2 separate regions of the Mus musculus genome follow, and region 2 is linked to region 1. A link is a loop called in an ENCODE intact Hi-C map of the cell type or tissue named here. Cell type or tissue: left cerebral cortex. All regions are shown on one strand. Each heading gives the region's core, and the rest is flanking DNA. Links, peaks and the distances in the headings are about the cores only. Region 1 overlaps Xrra1 (X-ray radiation resistance associated 1). Region 2 holds the start of Neu3 (neuraminidase 3).

Region 1 (9,770 bases), core at 834-8,833:
AAGTTTTATGTAGTGAGGGGGCGGGGGAAACTGAGGTTTCCGTGTATGCTAGGCAAACGCTTGGCCAACAGAGTTACATCCCTAGGAGTCATATTAGTCTTTTTGCTGATGTATAAAATTGAGGTCACCGAGCCTAGCATTGAGAGATTAATCCTTCGTGCTGACAGGGATCAGGGAAGACATCACATAACAGGAAGAATCTGATCCTGTCTCTTAACCGAACAGTAGCCTTGGGAGATGAGGAAGGAATTGTGCAGCCATCCCCCTCTTTTATCATAAGCCAGTTCATCCATAGTATACGCCTCACTGAGTTTAGAGGCTCTCGAATGAGACATGTGCACAGACACTTCAGCAGTAGTGAGTGCTTGGTAGTGTAGTACTCAGGAGATAAATTAGAGATAAATTACGCATTAGAGACAAATATTCTGTATTCATATCCTTGTTTTCAGAGGCGTTTGGCCTTACTCACTGTTCCAATCTTCCCCACAGGCCGGGGACACTGGATAGTGGTCCGGAAAGGCAGCATGAAGAAAGGTGCAGCTAAGGCATCCACCGAAGGTCAGGAAAGCCAGAAGAAGGTTTCTTTCGATACTGGGTTGAAGAAAATATCTCGGAGGGATAGCCAGGCAGACGTTCTTGGACACATTTTGGACCGGTCTTTTCTGGTGAGAGAAAAGGCACTCCTAAGTAGCTGACAGCATTATCTAAGGGGAGGGGAGGGGAGGGGGAGGGGGAGGGGGAAGGGGGAAGGGGGAGGGGGAAAGGGGAAGGGGGAGGGGGAAAGGGGAAGGGGGAGGGGGATGGAGGGGAGAGGGATGAGGACTCCTCTACTTTGTCTGACCAGGGGCAAGGACTGGTCTTGCCCAGGTACCACTGCTCTCACCTGACTTCAAGCTATGAGAGTGATGGCAGCATGATGAACTCACCCTGGAGATGTCATTTAACACGTGAAACCTTTACATACATCCTGCGCCCAAGGCAGGCCCAGGATTGCCGTCCTTACTGTATTGCTGCCACTGGTAGACAGGGAAAGAGGCCCCACATACAGCCAGTGAGTGAGTGGCCAGACTGGGATAAAAAACCCTGATCTACTGACTCAAAAACCTGTACCTTTATATTATGTAAAATGGCTACACAGGATGGCACATGCCCTTAATTTCTGTACTCTGGGAGGCAGAGGCAGTAAATCTCTGTGAACCTACTTAGTGAGATCCTGGCTCTAAGAGAGAGAGAGAAAAAAGACACTTTACAAAGTGAAAAGTCCAGCCAGGGCGACACAGAGAAACCCTGTCTCGAAAAAACAAAAACAAAAACAAAACAAACAAAGTGAAAAGTCTTATGTCAGTTGGAAAGGCAAGAGTGTTTCAGAAATAAAAGGTAAACTGAGGATTCTATGCCAGCACTGTGGAGGAACGAGAGATGCCCTGTGCACCATGCTGTGCTGTGCTCTGCTCTGTGGTGACTTCTCCAGGAGCCAGTGAGACCAGGGAGGTCCCGCTTTTCCACAGCCTTTGTCCTTTGGTTTTAGCATTTGTCTGGAAGCAGGAGGACCCCAAGCTTGAGACAGGCTCTCTGAAGAGACCTGGGATGGTAGGTTAGAGACCAGCCAGGCAGATTCACATCTGTTCTATGCAGTGCTTCAGTAGCTTTGCAGAGAAAGATGGGTTTTGTGAATATATACTAGTGGGCAGCATGGGCTCTTATTGCTCCCTGAGATAAAGTCTGGCAGCTTTGCTTGTTCCCACACTCTGCTGGTAAGTCCTAAGACTCATGTGTCAGAGATCGAAAGAGAAAGTGCCTGGTCCACCTCACCTCCCTGAGCAGCACAAGCTTTGGAGCCTGTGGGGTTTGTTTATCTGTTAGGATGGCTCCTCACTCACTGGGAGTACAGAGGTTGGAAACAGCAGTACTGAGGTAGGGCAGACCATGTCACTCCATGGTACTCTTTCTCCCCTCATTCTCAAATACAACTGACCCTGCATATCCACTATATTCCTAGTCCCTAAACCATATGGCATAACAACTGTTTACATATTATTCCACTATATACATATTACATGTATTTGGTATTATCAATAACTCAGAGATAATTGGAAGTATAAAGGAGGGTATACATGGGATTTTTAAAAACAAACAAAACACTGCACCATTTTAAACGAGGGACTTGAGGGCTGGAGAGATGTCTCAGGGGTTGAGAACAATAGCTGTTCTTCCAGAGTGCTCAGGTTCAACTCCCAGCACCCACATGAAAGTTTAGAACATCTGTAACTCCAGCTCCAGGGGAATCTGAAACCCTCTGCTAACATCTGCAGGTGTCTTAGTTTCCATTGCCATAAAGAGACACCATGGGAACGTCAACTCTTATAAATGACAACATTTAATTGGGGCTGGCTTACTGCTTCTGAGGTTCAGGCCATTATCATCATGGCGGGAAGTATGGCAGCATCCAGGCAGTCATGGTGCTGGAGGAGCTGAGAGTTCTACATGTTGTTCTGAAGGCAAACAGAAAACTGACTATTCTAGGCAGCTAGGAGGAAGGTCTCAAAAGCCCACCACAATAATGACATACCTTCTCCAACAAGGCCACACCAACTCCAACAAGGCTATACCTAATAGTGCCACTCCCTATGGGCCAAGCATATTCAAATCACAACAGATATTAGGCACACATGTGATGCACAGACATATATGTAGGCAATCACCCAGGTATAAAGTTAATAAAATAAAGTTAATTTTTAAGATGATCATGAAGTGTTTGGATGTCCCTGGGTTTGCATCCTAGCATTTCCAGCAGTTGAGTGTGTATGTGTGTGTGGGGGGTGGGGTGGGGGGGAGGGGAATGACCGTCCCCGTGTGAGTTCCCATATTAACCGGCATGGTTTGTTACCTGCACTGCTGCTTTGGGTAGAGGAAACAATGAGAATGCTTTTCAGGGCAATGGGATCTCTATGTTGCCTGTCAGTTCACTGGCACCTCAGATTGTACTACTGCACCTATGCCATTAACCCCACATCCCCAATGCATCATTTTGGGTAATGTTACCTCTCCATTGGCACTAACTAGCCAGTCACTGAGCTAGTAACCAGGAGTTATAGTTTACACTTGCCTCTCGCCCTCTGTAGACACTCCCACATTACCAAGTCCTGGAACTTGTATTAAACAGCCATCACACCTACTTCCTTTCATGTCCTCTGCTACAATTCTGAACCAAGCTACTATCACCCCTTCTAATCACATAACTCTTAACGAGTTCAGACCAATTAGAATGCTTTTCTTTAGGGACATCGAGATAGCTCAGTGGGTAAAAGATCTTGCTAGAAATGTCGTTAACAACATCTGGCACATTGGTCTCTTCTGTCTTCTTATCGTTTCTTAGTAGGTCAGACAAGCTGATCTTTATGAAACTGCTGTCAGCCCCTACTTAATCCACTCCCTTGTTCAGAGCCAGTGTGGATCCGCATGGTCTCAGAGCTCCCTCTCTAAAAATATCTTGCCTTCTCCTGCCTGGGAGGCCTTCGTACTCCCTGCCCACTGCATAGGATCATCTATAGCTTAGCTCTCAGCTAGAAAATCACACCCTCAAAGAAATCTTTCCTCCTTTTAAGACTGAGGTTGAGGCCTCCTGTTTCCACATCCCACTGGATTTTGAATTTCTCCTTTAAAATAATCATTATATTCCTAAGTATTTGCTATTTGCCTTTCCACTAAATGGTCACTCTGAGAAAGTATGGAAGGCACCTGCTGCTTCCCCACTGTCTTCTCTGAGCCTGTGTAGAGTTTTTTCATAGTAGGCACCATATGGGGCAGGCCATCATAGCTGGGACAAGGAATTCTGCAGCACTGAACTAGGAGATATTCTGAGGCTGATATCTGACCCTAACTTTTCCATTGTATACAGTGACACAGGGCAGGCAAAAGATGCATAGCTTAATAAGTACAGATTGAATCCGAATCATAGATCCACCATTTTCTAGCTACAGGGCCTCAGACAAGGCACCGTTCATCTCTTAACCTCATTAAAAGGGGGAACTAAACTCTTTAACTAAAGTAATACTGGAAGTAAGAGCTAAACTCTTTAACACAACTAATAAGTATTTAAAAAAACACTATTTACATTAAAGGGGGTTCAATTTGGGTTAAAGAAAAGTTTGTTAATATAGTCAGTACAGTCTGTGCCCAAAGTAGTGCTCAGATAGTATTTGGTGAATGAATGAATGAATGAATGAATGGCTGAATGAATGCACACGCAAACAAACAGCAAGTCCATGAGAGTGCCCAGGGAGAAAACACTCAACAGAAATAACTCCACTTACTCCATTCTGTTGGGACCGCGGGGACCAACTCTTGTGTCCTGTGTTCCAGCTGAAGCACCACTCTGCCAGGAAGCCATCAGATCTTTGCACTATCAACGTGAGCGGCATGAAGTTCTCCAAGGTGAGGCCAGCATCAAAGACGTGACTGAGCCAGATGTCAGGGGACCTGGACGATTTGCTTTGTGTATGGCACCTCCACAGTTCCTGGGAACTAGAAGTTAGTCTTATAGAAAGAGGGAGAAGAGATGGGCAGACACAGGCGGAAACTATTCATACACAAACCTTGCTATGAATTTGGTATTCTGTGAATGAGAAAAATTCACCTGAAGAATCTGTTCTTGAGACGAGGGCACGGGTTGAGACTAACTCCTTGTGTGGAGTTCCCATCACATGAGCTCACCGTACGGTAGGGATACAGAAACTCTTACGCGGAGGAAGGATGTGCCCGAAGGTGTGTAGCACCTTGTTTACAACGATGGAAGTTTTGAGCCAGTCTAAATGTGTACACAGCAGAAGAGGATAACTTGTCATTTACTCAAGCAAGGAATTCAAATGGACAAATTAGACCTATGTGTATCAACACAGTTTAATCTCCAAAGAGCTATACACATCTCATGCAAATCTCAAAGCCATACTCTCAAGCATAAAGACACATTCGTACCATAGTATGAATATAAAGTCTTAAAGCATGTAAATAACCCTATGTATAATTGGTGGGCATAAACATTGGTGTATATGTTATATACACAAAAACTAAGAGCAGGGATAAGGCGTAGGGTTTGAGGAGACCTGTGGAGGGTGTGGTAATAGAGGCCATATGTCTTCTAATAGTTTCTTTCAAGTTTAGACAGTTCAGACTCAGGTCTTTAAAACTGGGTCACGGTGGCTACATCTTCAAAGTATCACTCAGCGTGTGTTTCAATATGTTTGAAGTATTTCAGGGTAGAAGAAAACAGAGAAGTCCCCATAGCCCTCCCCACGTGGCTGCTCTTGCACTAAGAATGTCTCTCAGTCCCTTTTAGGCATCTGTCCTCTTAGCAGCTGCTCTGGTTTTTCTGCAGGCTCCCGGGCAGGGAACTAATCCTGTGTTTCTCTGGCATGCTTTCTGACAGGCAAAGGAAAAGGACTTCAAACATTTTACGTCTGTGATTTATATCAATGCCTCTGAAAACCTGCTACCTCTAGGTGAGCTTTCTCTTCTTAGAAACTGTCCTCCTGGCCCACAAAGGATATGTCTGTCTGTCTGTCTGTCTGTCCATCTGAGGTTGGACTCTCATGGCTCTGGAGAGAGCACAGATCTCGACTCTGGTGCTGAAGTGTCACTCACCAAGGTTTCCCTGTCAGCTGAAGCTCCTCTCCACAAACACAGATAATCCTCTCCTGCAGCCTGGCAGGCCACCTTGCAAACTCCAGTGAGAGAGAAAGCCTTAATTCAGCAGATCTACAGTGCCCCCTGCTGGTGCCAGGACTGTGTGGCCTTTATCGAGAAAGGCGCCCAGTTGCTGCTTTGGAGAGCTTATGGTTAGTAGGAGAGATGGTTTCAGACTCAGATCAAAAGCAGGGTACATATAAGTACTGGTACAGGGAAATCAGGAGACACCAGGTGTGCATCCCAGAGGGACTTTAACCCAGTCCAGTGAGTCAGGAAACCTAGGAAAGAGTGCCTGAGACTGGATCAAAAGATAAATACACTGGGCCAGCAAGATGGTCGAGTGGCTGCAAGCACCTGCTGCCAAGCTTGGTGACTTGAATTTGATCCCTGAGACTCACATGATAGAAGAAGGGAACCATCTCCTGAAAAACTGTCCTCTGACACCTGCATGTGCGCGTGCGCGCGCGCGCACACACACACACACACACACACAAGAAATTGACTCAGGAATCGGTGCTTTGGATTGAAGGGCAGCTGTGGAATGATACTGCCTTGTTGGGAAGATTGTATACAAGGCATACATGGGGAGAAAAACTGAGGCTAGATGCACTGGCAAGGGCTTGATTATCAAGGGCTTTGAGAGTTGAGCTTAGTCCTCTAGACAGAAGAGGCGTGGAAGGCTTTTAACCAGGGAATCTCAGAGAGGAGGGGTTTTCCATGGGAGGGGAATGAAGCTTGAGATGGGGAGTGAAGGGGATTGAGAGAGTGATCTGGGAAGAGATGGGAATCACAGGGGCAGGGATGAGGCTGGGGATACCCAGAGACAGTTCTAGAAGGGGTGTGTCAATGAGTTTGTTTCAATGAGTTGGAGGATAGCGTCCATCAAAGCATCTAATAAGATCCTTGCCTTAGAAGAAAGTGTATTCTGCTAGGAATGCCTTGGTATAAACAGGCCAAAAGGCCTGATAAATGCCCAGCTTCATTAAGGACAAAAACATGGGGGTCACTCACAGCCACCTATAACACCAGTACACAGTTTTATGTCCATCAAATATTGGCAAGTATGAAAGATGCTAACCACAGCCAGCCCTGCGTAGTCAAGGGAGACTCTCGGTGAAAGTCAAATATAAGAAAGTTGTGTGAGTCCTTAAAGGAAATTTGGCAATGTCTCTTAAAATTTAAGATGAGGCTGGAGATCTGGCTCAGCTGTTAAGAGTATTTGCTGCTCTTGCAGAGGACCTGGGTTCAATTTCTAGCACCCATGGGGGCCACTCACAGCCACCTGTAACTCCAGTTCCAGAGGATCCAGTGACCTCTTCTCACTTTCATTGGCTTCTGCACATACTTACTGCACACAGTGTCACACAGGAACATATACATATAATAAATAAGTAAATAAATAAATCTTTTAAAAGTTGAGATAGTCACTGCCTTTAGTAGTTCTGTTTCTAGGAATATATTCCACAGAAAGAGACTTACCCAAGGGAATTCCCCCAGTCAGTGTCTTATTTGACCTTACTGAGCCTCCTGACTCTCAAGCTCTTGTAGGCTACATAGTACACCAGGTTCACTTAGAAGCTTCTAAGTGATTCTACATTGTGTTCCTGTAGGATTTCAGGAGTCCTACAGTGGAGTTCCCATGGTTGACTCTCTTGCAGGGTTGTCCACTAGCCAAGAGTCACCCTGGGTGCTGGACAGAAACTCTCATTGGGTAAATGCAGGGATCACCCTTGTTTGGAAATCTCATCAACACAGGAACCAATGTGCCATTCCATAGGTCTATATTACAGAATACCCATGAAGGACATGTCTGATTCTAGGAGTCACCACTTAAAGAGAAGCACCCCCTTCGGGCATTTATAATTTATACCTTCTCCTGGTCCAGACATAATTTTCCACTCTGCAGTCATTTTTACCACAAGCAATAGTTGCCTAGTAACACAGTTACCATAGCATGTGCTTTAGGTTACCAGGGAAACAGGCCTAGAAAGTGAATCTAAGATCCAGTTGTCATGCAAGAAGGAGTCCTTGATTACCTCCCTCCCACATAGGTTACACACTACCAACAGGAAAAGCGAGTGCATGTCTATACTAGAAAGATAACTAAGATGCTGGACAAGTTTAACCTGGAATAATCTTCACATCAAACTGTGAAAGGAGAAAAGCCACTGTACAGCATGTATTCTGTTTTTATAAGAAGAAAACTGTATTTCAATACATACATGAGAAAAATATTAGGTATATACATAAAATTTTGAACAGTTGACACTAAATGTTGGGATTAAAGGAACATTTTTCCCCGTGATGTTTGACTATTTGGGGTAAGCATGTTAGCATCTCTAATCAGAGGTTATCTAGGAGTGTGGCTCAGTGGTAGAGAGTTTGCCTAGCATGCACAAGACCCTTAGGTTGGCCCCTGGATTGGGAAGAGAAAATAATATATATCAGTTTTAAATGGACAGGCCTTCCATTTGAACAGACTTAACATTCGAGCCTTAGTTTTCCCAGTTACCAGCCACCTTATTTCAAATAAGTCACTTAGCCTTCCAGAGATGTCATTTCCTCAGTGATAGGATGAATGGATTCTTGTTAGTGAAGTAGCTAGAGGTTTAAATTTTTCTTGGAATCCCCTAGAGATGAAGTAACAGGCAGTTGGAAGCCACCCAGGGTGGACGCTGGGAACTGAACTATACTCTGCAAGAGCAGGGAATTCTCTTAACCTCCAAACCATCTCTCCAACCTTATGGTTAGAGATCTGAGGTCTGCAACATAAAGCATCGCCCACAGCTGGAAGCTCAGTGAATGATCATTAGCATCTTCCTCTGTAAGCCTTTCCAAGCTCAAGATCCTCTCTTATTCTCTTTCTCTCCCCCCCCCCCCGTTTCCATGTAGATGTCTTTCACACATTTCCAGTTCTAAAGGAACTGGAGCTTGCGTTCAATGGCATCAAGATGGTCTACGTGAAATATGGAGACTTCAAGACATTGGAAGTAAGTTGGAGGTAGGAAGTTTTTGATCCTACCTGTTCCCCTGTAAGAATGAGTATAGGCATCTCGACAGATTATGACTTTGGACAAAGGTTCTCTGGGCCTTCACTGCTAGGCTCTTGCTTCTTGCTTCTGGCCTCTGGAGAAGATGGTGGTGATGGTGGTGGTGGTGATGATGATGATGACAATGATAATGATGATGAGGAGGAGGATGGTGGTGGTGATGGTGGTGAAGGTAATAGTGTTAGTGGTACTGATGGCAGACAGGTAATTATGGCCAAGGTGTATGACCCTGGAATGTAAGTGCCAAGGGTCATTCATATTCAGAGGAATCTATAGAAAAGTGAGTTTAAACGGAGTATCATAGGAGGAAGAGTTTCATGGGAGATATATCTCCTTAGGTGTTTAGAGAGCTTGAATCCAGCTTTAAAGCAGGGTGCAGTGAGCTAGAGACTATGTGGACCAATACCAAAGCATACCCTGACCTCAGTAAGCGAGGTTGGTCCCAGCGGACTGGGGTAGTCCCTTGACCTGAAGATGAGGATGGGCACACAAGGCCCCCGTGGATTCAACAGCACACTAGAGGCGCGGGCACACCCCATGCACATCTCTAGTTCTCAGAACCTTGGGATAGAAAATACAGAAAGTCTGCCTTGCATAGCCTCATACTTTCTTACCTCTTTTGACTTTGATAAAGGCTCAAGGGCCACTTTTTTTTTAACAAGGGAATGAAGGCTTTGTCACTACCTGAGAGTCACTGCACACAAGAATTGGGGAATAGTGCTGGAAGTGGGGCTCAGCCCCTGGCCAGGCTCACTCTCTCCCTGAGTAGTGTGTCCTTCCCTGTGTGCTGGCCTTATAGTAAAGTACTTTCATTCACACCTTAGCAACATGTCTACGTGTGCTTAGCTTTAGTAGCTTAAATCTGCAAGCATCAAAGGTCAGCCATGCTTCTATGGGCCTCCCTTTACTTGTTTCGGGAGACTGACCTTTTCAAAGAGTCGATGGCCTTTATATGCCAGAGTTTGGAAACACTTTTAACATACTGAAATGGGCATCAGCTCAAGATGGTAGGTATGTCTTCACACTCTGAAAGCA
Region 2 (9,770 bases), core at 517-8,516, 47 kb before region 1:
TTTTTTTTTTCCGCAAATTCAGCTACATGGGTCTTTGTGAAAGTCTAGCTGCCATTTGCTAGGCTAGCAGGTCTGTGACACTAATAGTAGAAGCCTCCAGAAACTGAAATAGCCCAAAAGCCCCACTCCCCAGAGGCCACAAAAGGGACTCAGGCCAAACAGAAAAAAATAAACTTTAAGATTTAAGCTTCTTTCAAATTATCTGTTATCCAATGCCCATATTCAAACAATTTATACAAGAAAGGAAGGAAGGAAGGAAGGAAGGAAGGGAGGAAGGGAGGAAGGAAGGAAGGGAGAGAGAGAGGGAGAGAGAAAGAAAAGAAAGGAAAAGAAAATAAAGAAAAGGAAGAAAGGAAGGAAGGAAGAAAGAGAGAAAGAAAGAAAGAAAGAAAGAAAGAAAGAAAGAAAGAAAGAAAGAAAGAAAGAAAGAAAGAAAGGGAGGAGGGAGAAAGGGAAGAAGGGAAGAAAGAATGAAGAAAGGAAGGAAGGAAGGAAGGAAGGAAGGAAGGAAGGAAGGAAGGAAGGAAGGAATCCATAAGAGCTAGGCCAATAAATCCTCCCTCAGTATTTATTCAATAAACATTTCTGGGCCTACATATATTAGGCCCTTACACTGGTGTTGAGGAGACACCTGTTCTCAAGGTTAGAACGAATGAGGGGGGAGATACACACAAAGATAGATATGAAGCAGTGAGCATTGTCTTAGAGATAAACAACAAGCGCAAATAGCAAAGACACAGCTGTGCAGCTCAAAGCCCCAGCAAAAGACCTTCTGAGAGGGTAACACTGGGCCAAGCTAGCTACCTACTCTGCCTGGGACATTCTTTTTCAGATAGTCACACAATTCCCTACCTCACTTCCCTAAGTTCTGGTCAAACCTCATCTACTACCTCCCCTCCCGAAGCTGTGCGCAGATATCATCCAGTCGCTGGGCTGTTATCTGACAACGGCTTGCCGCCTCTGTGCCTTGTTCCCTGCTTGTTTCCCCACAGGACTTCTCACTCTCGGAGGTCTCCCATAGCGTACATACTCAATGCATGCTACAAAATAAAAGATCCACGGTATCAGGTCCCAACACCCCAAGATGGCAGTCTGTGCTCATCCCAGGCTGGACTCTAACCCAGTGAACACTCAGTGCTCCTCAGAAACCTTGTAAAGTGTGTTTCTGTTTGCCAGGAAAAGCCATTACGCTCTTATCTTCTCCTACAGGCCCGTAATCTCTGGAGAGGGCCTCTAGTTTCTACTAAACCAAACAGGCTTCCAGCAGATCAGAGGCCCCACAATAGTTCCCAGGCTATTCCAGCTAACCTGCCCTCCTTCCGTCAGGCGGGACTCTCCCACCATATCTGCTATCTTTCCTGCTCCCGTAGTTCTGGCTATCACCGGTCTGCTCCTCTCTCTCTCTGCCTTTTCTCTGCTAACCCAGGGGACCCTCAGCATTCCTCAGTCACCTTCTAGAGTGGGCTTCCATCTGTCAGTAAAGGCCACTACTTTATCTTCTCCTACAGCCCCCCCAAATCTCTGAAGAGGTTGCCACCTGTGTGGCTTCCTCACTGCACCCCTCAATTACACATGGGAATTATCTCCTCACCTAGAACCAGGCGTGGTCCGTGATAGGCTCTGGCTCGGATTTGCTGGCTGAGTGAGTGCAGGGATAGATGAACTGGAATATAGAGAGTGAAGATCTCTCTATATGGGTCAGCCAAGCGATGGGGCAAGAAGCAGCGAGCTTGCGGGTTTGGGTAACAGACAACAGTGAGCTGTGGGCGCTTTCAGTCGGCTAGTGTGACTGTGGTGAGGGGCGTGAAAGACCTGTGAGCAAAGACGGGACTAAGTTGACCAGCAGAGCTAGATCCCGACAAACCCGTCACCTTATTGTGGTATCCATCCTACAGACAGGGAGCCACCGTAGAGTTTCTGACAGGAAAATCGGTCAGTTTAGACCAGTCTCTCAGGCAGCTTTCTGGGTAATGAGATACGGGGGAATGTTGCACTGCGTCGGTCTGCAGCCTGAGTCAAGCAAGAGAAACTGGAACGTACGAATGACTCAATGGATCATTACATTGAGACAATGGTGGTTCACTACTGTGAGAAGAGTGAGAGAAGTGGCCTCTGAGTCAAGAAAAGCTGCCCTTCCTTCCAGGCTGGGACTTGTACCACTTAATCAAACGACTGGGTGGACTGTCTTGTCGGCATGTTAGAGCATGCCTGTGCGCCACAGTCCAGCTCTCTCCTTCCATGCACCACTGGGCTGGCTCTATTCTAAGGATGCCTGTCTCTGAGTCCCACTTCGGGCAGTGCATAATGAAAGGCATAGCTTAGAGTACTTAACAGCTTTTACTGCTTGCAGATCCTCATCTATAAAATGAATTCAGTTCTACATAAAAAGAACAAATAAGCCTGAAGTAGCTGTTACAAAGCCTATTGCACAAGACATGGCAGTCACTATATCACTATTTTTCAGTTATAAATTGAAATAATAAATAAATCATTAATTTTCCCCCCTAAACAATGTCTTACTTTGTATCCCAGACTGACCTTGACTTGTTATCCTAGAACCTTAGGCTCCTGAGTGTTAGTTAGTTTGTGCCACCATGCCAAACAGGGCACATTATTTCTGACTCCTGAAACTGATGTAGAACAGTAGTCATGTACTATATACAATGTAATACTAGACTGAATATGTGTGTGTGTGTGTGTGTGTGTGTGTGTGTGTGTGTGGTGGTCCCACAGATTCTAATTGTGTTAAAGTTCCCATCACCCACAGACATCTTAGACACCAGTATCACAGCCCAGACATATAACACGTTTGTGATGTCAGTCATATACAAATATCTATGTACAGCTCATACAACTTGAAATGACAAAAAGCTACTTTACTGGCTTGCAATCATTCATTAGACTACACTTTGTTATTATCTTGGAATACAAACTTACAAACATTTACAGTGAAACAGCATATTACCTTAGCTGGCAGCAGCCTCACACAATCCATGCTTTCAGAATCTCTTGACACCATTTTTTCTTGTGTTTGACTTCATTTCATGTTTCACTCATCATGGCTCCAGCCGCAATAGGCATATATATGGAATATATATATATATATATATATATATATATATATATATATATATATTCTCCATACAGCCTAGCTGAGCCATACGATGTGCATACACACTGATGAAGTTCTCACAATGAAACCACATCATTGTTGTGTTCTCAGTACCAAGCCCCATCATTAAGCACTGCATTATTCTATCAATTACAACCTCCTCTTAGCACCTGGGCTGGTCTTGAACTTGTGATTCTCATGCCCCAGCCTCCTGAGTGCTTGGATTAACAGGAGCCAGGCCCCATGACTGGCTCTCATTTGTTAAAGGTTAGTAATGTGTACTTATCAGGACCATTCAAAAATGCTTTATAAACGTTAAGGCACTATACAAATTGATGTCTTTAATTATTGTGAATGCTGACCTTTTTACAATTCAGTTTTGGTTCTGCCATCACCTCAACAATTAAATTGTCATTAATTTTCACTATGATTATTCTAATAATAATGATGACAGTGGTAACACAGTGGCCTGGTCACACCTAAAGGATTCACCCAAACTATGTGCTCAGAACTAGGGGCTGAGAAGAATCTAGTACAGGTCTGCTTTGGAGTTGTTTGCTTTAGCAGATAATTCTGATTATTAATTACTGTTCCATACTCTCTCACCTTCCAACCAAGTCCTCTCTATTCTCTTTCTTGGGGAGAGTACAGTTTAGCACGACTTCTGAAGTCAGCCTTGTTTGAAGAGGAAAACTTAGGGGAGACCACTCAGTTGCAAATCTAGTATCAAAAACATTCCACCTTGGAACCTTTTTGGTCGCCCACAACTCCTCTATAGTAAGAAGACTTCACAGTCTCGGTTTGTTCCCACAGTTCTAAACTACAGCTGAAGTTTGGCTTTAGATGGAAGAAAGCAAAAGTAGAATGGTCCTAGCTGATTCTGGCTGACTCAGTCTTCCTTCCTGATGCAGGTCCCCACAGTCCCCGGCCGAATTCCGGGTGACTCTCACCCCAGCTCACCGGCTCCGGAGGCTCTCTGGGCTCTCCCGTGGAGTCTCGGAAGAAGGCCTGAAGCTGAGCTGGGGCGATGGAGACTGGATAACAGCGACAGAAACCACAGACGCTGAAACGAACCCAGTGACCGCTGCGCAAGAACTGGCAGTAATGAGACAAATATCCCAGGAGCAGAAGGAATGCGCTGGGGAGCAGGCGCCAGAGGACTGAGAGCAGCGTCTGGGTGTCAACCTCCCCGGCCAGGCCACGCCCCTTCACCGCGCAGTGCCCGCCCTGCTTGCTTCTCCACGCCCTTAACGATTGGTCTGTGGAAGGTATCACCGCCTAAAACTTCCCTAGACAGTCTAATTGTCGAACAAAGGTTCCGAGGCTCAGAGGGGACTCCTAAAAAGATAAAAGGTGGAAGGGGGTGTTTTCACACAAAGCACTGGACATTCTCCTTGCAAAAGGTTCCAAAATGTATATATTTATCAGGGCCTGGTGGTGCGGGGCTGTGGACTTTGCTAGTGTGGTAGAGACTGTTAAATTTCATCTGTCTGGACTACAAAATGAGTTTAAGGCCACCCTGAACAATTGCCCTTCTCGCAAGATTTTTAAAAAAAAGTATAAACAGAGCCGAGAAACCAGTTAGGTGGCAGAGCACTCGCCTAGCAGGTGCAACGTCCTAGGTTCACTCTCCTGTACCTTCGATAACTTATTGTATATTGTCTACACACATTTACATACATGTATCTGTCACCAAGTACTGAATCCATTCTCTTGTTTCACAATCACACGCAAGGACCATCCCATTCTTCCCCACCTACCAAAATCAAAAGAGGAAAAGGCCCCTCTTGACACACTGCAGCATCTAAGAGATCAGCCAGGGGTGGGGACAAAGAAAGCTAAAAATGACTGTTAAAAAAAAACAACAACAACACAAACAAACAAACAAACAAAAAAACAAACCGAAACAAACAAACAAACAAAACCCATCAGGTCAACAAGGCTACCAGAGGAGACTAAAAAGAAAATGAAAAAGTCACGACCAAAACAAAAACCCAAACAAACAAACATAAAAACCAAGATGTGGAGTACATTGGTATCAAAATTCACAGTGGTTCCTTATGTACCAGGTTAACATAATGAACTAGGACATTTAGCATAGTGGCATTACCCTGTGGGGAGTGACTTGTATTTGACTTATAATAGTAAGATGTATGATAGCACCCTTCACCTTATAATATAAGAAATCACACCCCCAAGTGTGGGTCTAACCACAGTAAGATAGAAAGCAGCACAGCAGGGCCGATTCGGCCGGACCCCATTCCTCCTCTGCCTGTGAGGATGCCAGGGGGCAGGGCCCTGTCCACCAAGGAGCAAAGTGACTTCCTTTTATTTCATCCCAGTCATGTTAGGAGTTTCTCTCCCAAATGGCTGCCTCCTCTAGTTCCAGTGTAAGAATATGGGGTCTTCTTTCTTTGAAGTGAACTTGATACTCAGAAGTAGAACTCACATGGAGAGAAACAATTGAAACTCATTTTTTTTGTTGGAACCAAGTAAAACATAAAGGAATTTGTCAAAAGATGAAGGGAAAGATGGAATATTAACTTAAAGGATGGAAAAACATTGACTCCTACTGAGTTTGAATCCCTGAGCCTGAGCAAATACCATGGGTACGGCAGTGAACGCTCTAAGGGATGGGCTTTCCTAAGACACAAGATCATAACAGGATGGGATTTTCCTTCATTCCTTTTTAAATAATGAGAGATTAGCCTGACAACACTGAAATAAAATAAAGTAGTTTCCTGCTAAAAGTAACTAGGACTTCAAAGAAAAACAGCTGATTTCAGAGCAGGGGAAAGAGGTATAGCATAGGCTTTGAGTATCTGGTCTTACTTGAAAACAAGGTAGCTAGAAGAAAGCAACAAAGGCCATGCTCAAAGAGCTGACCTAACAAGGATCCTACTACCAAATATGTGTGGCAAAATAACAGCTAGGTGCAGTGCTGCACACCTATCCTAGAATTGAAGAAGCAGAGGCAAGAGAACCACATGCTCTAAATCAGCAGGGGTTTTAATAGTAAGTTCCAGAGGACTTGGGGCTACATACTGAGAACCCGTGTAAAAAGGGGGCAGGGGAATAACAACTTACAAAGGACTAGATTAAATGTTTAATGTTATGAGAACATGGTGCCGGAGAGAGGTGCCCCAGTAGTTGAGAGGGCCCAGTGCCCGCACCCACATGATGATTCACCAACATCCTTAACTCCACTTCCACAGGACCTCTTCTAACTTTTGAGAACACCAGGCATGCACATGGTGATGTCTTAGAGTTTCCATTGCTGTGAGGAGACACCATGACCAAGGCAACTCTTACAAAGACAATATTTAATTGGGTCTGGCTTACAGGTTCAGAGGTTCAGTCCATTATCAAGGTGGGAAGCATGGCAGCATTCAGGCAGGCATGGTGCTAGAGGAGCTGAGAGTTCTACATCTTCTTCTGACTGCATCCAGAAGACTGTCTCCCAGACAGCTAGGAAGAGAGATTCAAAGCCTATCTGCCACAGTGAGACACTTCCTCCAACGAGGTCACACCTCCTAATAGTGCCAATCTCTGGGCCAAGCATATTTAAACCACCACAGAGCACATACATACATGCCGGCAAAACACTTATACACATAAAATAATAGAAAAAAATTAAAATATCATAACATCATATAGACATATGGAAAAAAGTCTCTCAGTCATTTCAAGAGAGTGCTATGGAAAAATAAAGCTAGAGTAAAAGTAGAAGGTAGAATAAAGCTTTGTTATACAAGCTGTATTCCAAGGTGACTCACTGTTCTCCTAAATACTACTAATACTACTACTAAATAATAATAATAAACAATTGATATAATGTTCTTAGTTTGCAATAGCTTGGTGGCTGCTAGAACCATATAATGGCCCAGTGTAAGTCTTTGTGTTGGATCAGTGGTTCTCAACATATGCCTTTCAACACCTTTAGAGGTCGCATATCAGACAGATATCCTGCCTATCAGATATTTACATTATGATTCATGCCAGTGGCAAAATTAGTTATGAAGTAGCAGTGAAATAATTTTATGGGTGGGAGTCACTATAGCATGAGGAACTGTATTAAAGGGTCTGAGCACTAGGAAGGCTGAGACCCACTGTACTGCATGAATCAAGCCAAAATCATTTGAGCACACTATGCATAGCATGACAAATAGACACAAGCAGTTTATTATGAGGGCTCCTGTATAACGTCTTACTGCTAAACAACCAATCTGACAGTTGAAGGTGTAGTTCAGTGGTAGAGTGCTTGCCTAGCTCTGGTTCAGTCCCCAGTCACCCCCACCACCACCACATGCACACACAAGATGGGAGTAGAAAAATCTGTTAAATGGCATCATTAAGATACAACTGGCCAAATTCACAAATGTCAAAGGGCTAGGGGAGAGGAGGGGACAGACAAAACATTAAAACTTTTCAATCTACTACAAAACCAAACAAAACTGAATTTCTAGACCTTGTTTGGGTCCCAGATTGAATAAATGAATTCTGAAAACACATGGAGGTGATTTTACCAGTGAGCAGACATTAGGTGACAGTTTGGTTTTGTTTACTAACAGCATTGTAGCTGTTTTTTTCAGTCTTCCCAGCAGTCAGCACCAAGGCCCCAGATCTTGGTTTCTAATAGCTGATTCCAGAGGTGGAGCTGGGAAAAAAGCAAGCTGAGTGTGCAACACCTTGTGGCACATAAAGTACAAAACGTCACAAAGTGACCAGGAGTTCCTTCCCAGGAGCTCCTTAATGGCCAAAGATGAAATCCCTAGGGCTAGAAGATATTGGTAGCGAGAATATAACCCATAGAATAAAGTAAAACCAAGCCCATACCGATGTGAATAGTTGTACTAACCAAGGGGAAGGGGAGCTCTTCCTGACAGTAGAACTCCAGCTAATAAACACTGAAGGAAGAAATGAAAAATACCACTGTCTTCCCTTTAAAGGTTGGCAAAGGGGCTCCATTTGTCGCAAGAAGATGTTATAGAAAATATAAGTTTATTTCTAAAATACGAAAACAATTCAGAGCCATTTCCAAGGCTTTTGGTTATCAGTTGAGAACTCTGCAGAAGGGTGAATCAACTGGTTTTCTCCTGTCATAGACGCTGGGACACACTTTGCAGGTCCTCTTTCCAGGAAGGCCCACAGCCACAGCTGCAGGACCAGCTATCAGTCATCTGTCGTTACATCAGGTGATTCTGGGTTTTCCTCAGCAGGAGAAGGCCCTTCCCTTCAAGTTGAGTCCTTTACCCAGGTTGACCCACATTCAACATCAAATAAGTAACTGATAAGAGGGCATAACGTTCTGGCCATTCCGAGTCAACATAGACTTATTTCTAGAAGTCATCAGTCAGGAGAGGTTACCCAAGCTTAATATAAGCTTGCACCACATCTCATCTCCCTCTGTATCTTTAGATTGGATTCCCTGGTCCTCTAAGGTGATTATGCCAGGGGCAGTGAATAAGAAGCACCTTGCCAGACTCTGGCCCACAGCCTGCTTCTTGGGCAGCACCTAACCTAAAATCCTAGAATGGTTGACTGAGTTGTTCATGGGCTGATTCCATTTTTTTTTTCTATGTGTCTTAGGGTTTCTATTTCTGCACAAACAACATGACCAAGAAGCAAGTTGGGAAGGAAAGGGTTTATTCAGCTTACATATCCACATTGCTGTTTATCACTAAAGGAAGTCAGGACTGGAACTCAAGCAGATTAGGAAGCAGGAGCTGATGCAGAGGCCATGGAGGGATGTTCCTTACTGGCTTGCTTCCTCTGCCATGCTCAGCTTGCTTTCTTATAGAACCCAAGACTACCAGCTCAGTGATGGCATCACCCACAATGGGCCCTCCCCCCTTGATCACTAATTGAGAAAATGCCTTACAGCTGGATCTCATGGAGGCTTTTCCTCAAAGGAGGCTCCTTTCTCTGTGATAACTCCAGCTTGTGTCAAGTTGACACACAAAACCAGCCAGTTCCCTGTGTATTAAGCATTTCTTCATCTAGTGTATTCGTTATGCATGCTGTGGTGTTACATAAGGACATTTTCATGCAAATACATGCCACTCAAGAACATGCTCTCCCCCACTTCTAATTTCCCGCCTTTAGTCCTCTTTGTTCCTCAAGACAGTTTCACTTCTACCTTCATGTCATAAATACATACAATAGTTTCTCTCACATTTGTCTAAGGCTGAGTAAACGTGATTATCATCACCTGCATCACCTTTCTGCAAATGGTGTAATTTCATTCTTCTATATAGCTGGGGTGGGGGGTGGAAGCCCATTAGGTATATAGACCACATTCTCTTACCTATTCCTCTGCTGTTGGACATTTGGGTTGGCTTTGTCACTAAGCTAATATAAACATTGTATGACTGTGACATGTTAAATAGGAGTCCCTTTGATAAATATCTAGAGCAGGCACAACTATGTCATATAGCTCTCCGAGTTTTAAGTAACCTCTGCAATGGCTTACGTAATGGTTGGATTAGTTTCTCACTAACAATAAGTAGATAAGGGTTTCTTTTGCAACCATTATATGATGTGTGTATAGGTATAGAATTCCACACATTATACTTGTATATGTGTGTATATGTATGCCCTGTGTGACCATGCCCACAGACACCAGAAGATGGAATTGCAAGATATTTTCAATTTCAGT

Evidence for each region. Hi-C counts contacts between places; a loop is a spot of excess contacts. Peaks named below come from ENCODE experiments on the same cell type or tissue, not always from the same donor. Only the 100,000 strongest peaks of a DNase experiment are listed, where the experiment ranks them.
Region 2: it touches region 1 in a loop (2.1-fold over the local background); 25 of 42 quality-filtered maps call a loop at or near these places.

Annotation. Positions count from the first base shown.
Region 1 is chr7:99,870,793-99,880,562 of GRCm38, forward strand. Xrra1 (X-ray radiation resistance associated 1) reads left to right here. Exons shown (of 19, transcript NM_001164258.1): 4 at 490-665; 5 at 4,363-4,434; 6 at 5,426-5,498; 7 at 8,578-8,675. It overlaps Gm38405 (a long non-coding RNA gene), which reads right to left. Exons shown (of 6, transcript XR_003946657.1): 5 at 4,314-4,807; 6 at 2,468-2,492. Among named protein-coding and RNA genes, the nearest start is that of Xrra1, 16 kb to the left of the region's middle. In left cerebral cortex, for the core only: a CTCF peak has its summit at 5,771 (motif pointing left); DNase peaks (open chromatin) are centred at 5,354, 5,762 and 7,641; H3K27ac peaks cover 369 bases.
Region 2 is chr7:99,824,086-99,833,855 of GRCm38, forward strand. It overlaps Neu3 (neuraminidase 3), which reads right to left and starts at 4,332. Exons shown (of 3, transcript NM_016720.2): 1 at 4,073-4,332. In left cerebral cortex, for the core only: a CTCF peak has its summit at 4,210; a DNase peak (open chromatin) is centred at 4,306; H3K4me3 peaks cover 1,153 bases; H3K27ac peaks cover 869 bases.